2 separate regions of the Mus musculus genome follow, and region 2 is linked to region 1. The links are chromatin loops, found by intact Hi-C in ENCODE. Cell type or tissue: gastrocnemius. All regions are shown on one strand.

What was found. Peaks named below come from ENCODE experiments on the same cell type or tissue, not always from the same donor. Only the 100,000 strongest peaks of a DNase experiment are listed, where the experiment ranks them.
Region 2: a loop joins it to region 1, with 3 times the contacts of the local background. A loop is called at or near these places in 2 of 42 quality-filtered maps.

Annotation. Positions count from the first base shown.
Region 1 is chr7:16,145,425-16,147,924 of GRCm38, reverse strand. All of the region lies in intron 4 of Slc8a2 (solute carrier family 8 (sodium/calcium exchanger), member 2), which reads right to left. Among named protein-coding and RNA genes, the nearest start is that of Slc8a2, 17 kb to the right of the region's middle. In gastrocnemius, no CTCF peak of the experiment used is centred here; DNase peaks (open chromatin) are centred at 99, 908 and 1,171.
Region 2 is chr7:16,198,867-16,201,366 of GRCm38, reverse strand. Dhx34 (DEAH (Asp-Glu-Ala-His) box polypeptide 34) reads left to right here. Exons shown (of 17, transcript NM_027883.3): 14 at 1,408-1,692; 15 at 2,346-2,500. Among named protein-coding and RNA genes, the nearest start is that of Dhx34, 22 kb to the left of the region's middle. In gastrocnemius, no CTCF peak of the experiment used is centred here; a DNase peak (open chromatin) is centred at 1,533.

The sequences.
Region 1 (2,500 bases):
CTGCTGAAATTACGGGCAACCAAGACCATGTCCAATTGAGTTTCAAAATAGTATGCCGACGGGCCTCTGGAGTGGGGCGGGCGCTGTCCGCGGTGCTGAAAGACCTCATCTGGGACTGCGGGTCGGATGAGGAGCGTCTCCCAAGACACACCGGGCTCCTCAGATTCACAAACAGACACAGTGACACACTGACACAGTGGCATACACTTTGTCATGCACTCTCTTAGACAGCCCATAAGCCGCTAACACAGTAGTCAAAGCTTGGTGACGGGCATGCCAATCAGTGCTCTGACAGGCAGCCTAGGAGAATCCCAACTGAAAGGACAGTGAGAGACTAGAGCTAGACAAGGAGAGGACTGACCTGAGATCTTAGAAAATAGCTTTCCTCCCAGGTTTCTGAAAATTCTATTCTACCCCTAAGACTCCAGTCTCTTTACCTTCTCCTTTCCCTTTATTTCTCAATGACCCCGGGTTCCCTGGGTCTGAATCTTTTCCTATTTTCTGCTCCTTTTTTTCTCCTTTGCTTCCTTTTCTTTGCGTCTCTCTGTTTTGCCTTTGGCTATCTCCATTAAGTCTCTGATTCCTCCAGTCTCTGTGTTGATCCTGCCCAGGCCTCCACCCCAGCCTGGTTGCTTCAGAGCTCCTCTAATTAGCGCCTGCCCGTCAGAGGAAGGATGTGTTTCCCTAAACGCTAATTAGCCTCCTGTTCTCTTGTCTCCTGAAGCCACAGCTGGAAGCTTGGGCGGAGGCGGGAGATGGGGGAGGACAGAGGGTGTCCCAGGCTGGGGAAGCCTCGTGGGGGAGGAAAGTCCCACAGAATTGCAGCAGCAAGAAGGGAGCAAGTTAGACGATCAGAAGGACAAGAACCATAAAAAGACAACTCTGCCATACCCTCTGTCTCTAGAATTTGGCTAGGGATGATGATAGGGCTCCACTCCAAGCAACCGCCACCAGTCCACCTGCTCATCCCAAAGAGAGAAATATGGAGAGCAGCTTAGGGCTTCTGATTTAAAGCATAACCCGATGCAGAAAGAAAGACTGAGGACTGAGTCCAGATTCCAGAGAGATATAGCCTGGGAGGTCAGAGATACAGGGACGGAAAACCATCATCGGCCCGCTGATGGCAAGGCAGAAGCCCCACGGCTGGAGGGAGCGCGTGGGTGGTATGAGGAGGGAGCCAGCCGCTGCGGGGGCGGTGGGAGCGGAGGAGCAGCGCTGGTTGCGCTCAGCAGGCGCGGGGGAGGTGACTCTCCAGGGACTCGAGCCCAGGGCCCAGGGTTTGCAATGCCCTGTCCGTCTGCACATCTACAGGACCTACGTGTGAGAGTCCAGTCTTCAGGAATCCATGCCCCATGTCTCCCAAGTTCTGTTTCTCTTCTCAGCTCCCTGGGTCTCCCACTGTTTCCCAGTTCCTCCAGTATCTCACAATTCTCACATTTTAGACTTCTCCCACACATAAGGCCTCACCCACCACTCGACCACGACTTCTACTCAGCCAAGCAACTTTTCTCTAGGTTGGCTGGGCCATGGCCACCTACAAACGCTCCTTTCTAAAGCCCCTCCTCCACCTGAGACTCCCCTCCTTGTTTCCACATCCCAACTGACTCTTTCAACCAAAGACCACCCAGGCCCCACCCATTCTCAGACTCCTCTCCCATCTTCCCAGTCAAATTCCATTTTTCACCTTGGGCCCCATTCAAGTCCTTCTCCTTCCTAAAGTCCCACCCAGTCTCCTCAACCCGGTCTCCTCCCATCCATAGATTGGCCATGATCCTTTCTTAAGCCTCACCACCCTTTGGGCCCTTCAAACTTTGTCTCTGCATGGCTCCTCCCACTGTCAAGATCCTATCCTGTCTCTTTAAACCTAAGCTTGACCCAGTCAGATTCTCTTTCTCTGCATGCTCCCCCCTCCCCTCTTGCCCCTAGCCACCCTGCCCCGAGAATTCCCAAGCCCCCACCCCATCTCTACAGCTCCTCACAACCTCCTAGTTAAGTCCATTTCACAGGACCTGGAACTCTGGTGACACATCCAGCCACATCCCCATCTTTTCATTCAACCAGGGCCATTTGTCAGATCCAGCCTGCCTTAGCTCTGTCCCTTCCTTCAGCCAAGGCCATTTCTCAGACCCCACTCATCTTGGCCCTGCCCATCTCCACCAAAAACTATTTCTCACGCTCTGCTCTCTCCAATCCCCAGCCAAATCATTCTTCAGGCTCCACCCACTCCCAGCTAAGACCCTTCCTTAGCAGCCCCTTTCACCCTGGCCCCACTCTATCGCCTGCTAGGGTTATTCTTGTTTGTTTGTTTGCTTGTTTGGGGGGGGGGCAGGGTTTCTCTTTGTAGCCCAGGCTGTCCTGGAACTCGCTCTGTAGACCAGGCTCACAGAGATCCGCCTGCATCTGCCTCCTGAGTGCTGGGATTAATGGCATGAGCCACCACCGCCAGGTTTAGGCCTGTTCTTCAGGTCAGCTTTACCCTAACCCCACCCCACCCCACTCT
Region 2 (2,500 bases), 53 kb before region 1:
GAAGAGACTAAGGAAAGTGCCAGGCCTGCCCACAGTCGCCTCCATGGGCTAGGTGTTCCACTCTACCCACAGGAAGCTGAGGTCGAGTCACCGCCTGGGCTGCACAGGGAGAGGTAGATAATAGCTCTAGGGTCACATGCTGCCCCAACCGATTCTCCTGTCAGTCAGATGTCTGCACTATTCAGACCCCTCTGGTTTTGTTTCCCGGGGAAGGGCAGGAACCTGTGCAGGGGCCACAGGAAGTTGTGGCCCATGACCCACTGAGGCCTTTCCCTTGTGCCAGCCACCATTACTGTTGGGGCTGGGGGTCTGTGCCAGCTGGGTGGGGCTTACGTGCCAATGAAAAGCAACACAGCCAGGGCTTCTGCATACTACAGAGAGAGGCATGGTGTGGGACCCCGTGAGATGGTAGCAATGAGACATTCACCATTTGGGGTGACATCTGGATCCTAATCCCCTCTTGCTACTCCTTGCTTATGATGAGGGGAACATCACCCAAATGCCTGTCTTTCACCTATCCATGTACCCAGCTGTCTACCCATCAACCCTCATCTGTCCTTCCCTTCCCTGGCCATTCAGCTTCATGCCCACCTCCACTTGTCCACCCATCCACTCAAATGGACATCACCTGCCTCCAGTCCATCCACCCATAGTCAGCCCTACCCTTGTGAGATTGGCTCTGCCTTGGTGTCAGGAACCCATGTGCCTCTCTGTCTGGGGTCTTCCGGCCTCCATGTTCCTGCCTCAGCCTCCAAGGATTGGGATTAAAGCATGTGTCACCAGTTAACTACTTCCTTTGGTCACACTCCCTTTTTTGTGACTCCCTAAGGTGCCTTGATTCTTAGGTTTCCAGGATATTGCACTCTTTAATTTTATCCTTGTCTCTTTAAGTTGAATGTTGACTGGTGGTGGGGCTGGCTTTGTGCTGACCACTGTGTCTCCAACATGGCACCAGAGCATGGCAGAGGAGGCCTGCAGCATTGTTGGGCGGTTATATTGAGTAGACAGATGGATGGACGGGAGAACAGGCAGGTGGGGGGGGGCTAGGTAGTCAGGCAGGTGATGGGTAGACACTTGGATGGGTGGACAGGTGGGGTGGGCATGAAGCTGAATGGACAGGGGAGGGAAGGACAGATGAGGGTTGATGGGTAGTCAGCTGGGTACATGGATAGGTGAAAGACAGGCAGAGGCAGACAGTTGGGTACATGGATGGACGGGGGATGGATAGGTAGATGGGATAGATTAGTGGGAGAGGGACATGGGGTGTCGTGGTGGACAAGTAGGAGGTGGGCAGGTGAGGGATGAACAGGTGAGTGCACAGATGGATGGGTGAATGAGGGGTAGGCAGGGACACAGCCAGGTGGCACCTGAGGTGGCCTCCTGAGCCGCACAGCTTTTCTCTTGCAGTCCCTCCTGCTGTTCAGCCGCTCCATTGACACCAACGGTGACTGCTCCCGCCTGGTGGCTGACGGTTGGCTAGAGCTGCAGCTCGCAGATAGCGAGAGTGCCGTCCGGCTCCTGGCAACATCCCTGCGGCTCCGTGTCCACTGGGAAAGTGCCCTGGACCGGCAGCTGGCCCGCCAGGCCCAGCGACGGAAGCTAGAGCAGGAGGAAGACATGGGGTCTCCAGCAGTCAGCCCCCAGGAGGTGGCTGCTCTGAGCAGGGAGCTGCTGCAGTTCATGGTGGCCAAGGTACCAGAAGGGGGCGTCACTTAGTGGGGGCTCCTTTAAGGATTCAAAGAGGCTCAGTGGTACCTGAGGTCACATGGCTGATGTGGGGAAGCACCGGTGTTTGGCTCTAGAGGCCATGCTGCTAGACACCACTATGTGCCACGCACTGAGCAGATGACAGGTGCCTTCTGTATGCTAAGGACATGCGCAGCATGAGGGCCCAGGGGTCTCCTGTGAGAACAGAGAGGAAGATGTGAGCAGAGTGGGCTGAAACCATCCTCATGGCTGGGAATAGTCATTTCTGATTCTGCACCATGGGAGTCCAAGGAGAGGGGTGAATCCAGGCTGACTTCAGTGTGTGTGTGTGTGTGTGTGTGTGTGTGTGTGTGTGTGTCAGTCACACGCATGTGAAGACAGGCCTAGGCAGTTGGGGAAAGGGGACCAAGCCTGAGGCACCTTGCAGGAGGGACAAGGTAGCTAAGGTCTGGCCGTGGTCTCATCAGCTAGAGGCAGCAGAGGGTGAGCCTGGGGAGGGTGGCTGGAGGAGCCACTGGGGCCACAAAGGTCTGAAAGCAAGTTGGGAGTGGCTTAGGCAAAGTCCAAGGGAGGGCTTTAGGCAGAGCTGGCTCTGGGGGCGCCCACCCCATTTCTGTCTCTGCTCTCCCTTTCTGTAGGTTCCCTACCGCCTCCGAAGGCTCACTGGTCTAGAAGCCCAGAACCTCTACGTGGGACCCCAGACCATCACGACCGCCCCTAGTCTGCCCGGCCTCTTTGGAAATTCTACCCTGTCTCCACACCCCACCAAGGGGGGCTACGCTGTCTCTGATTA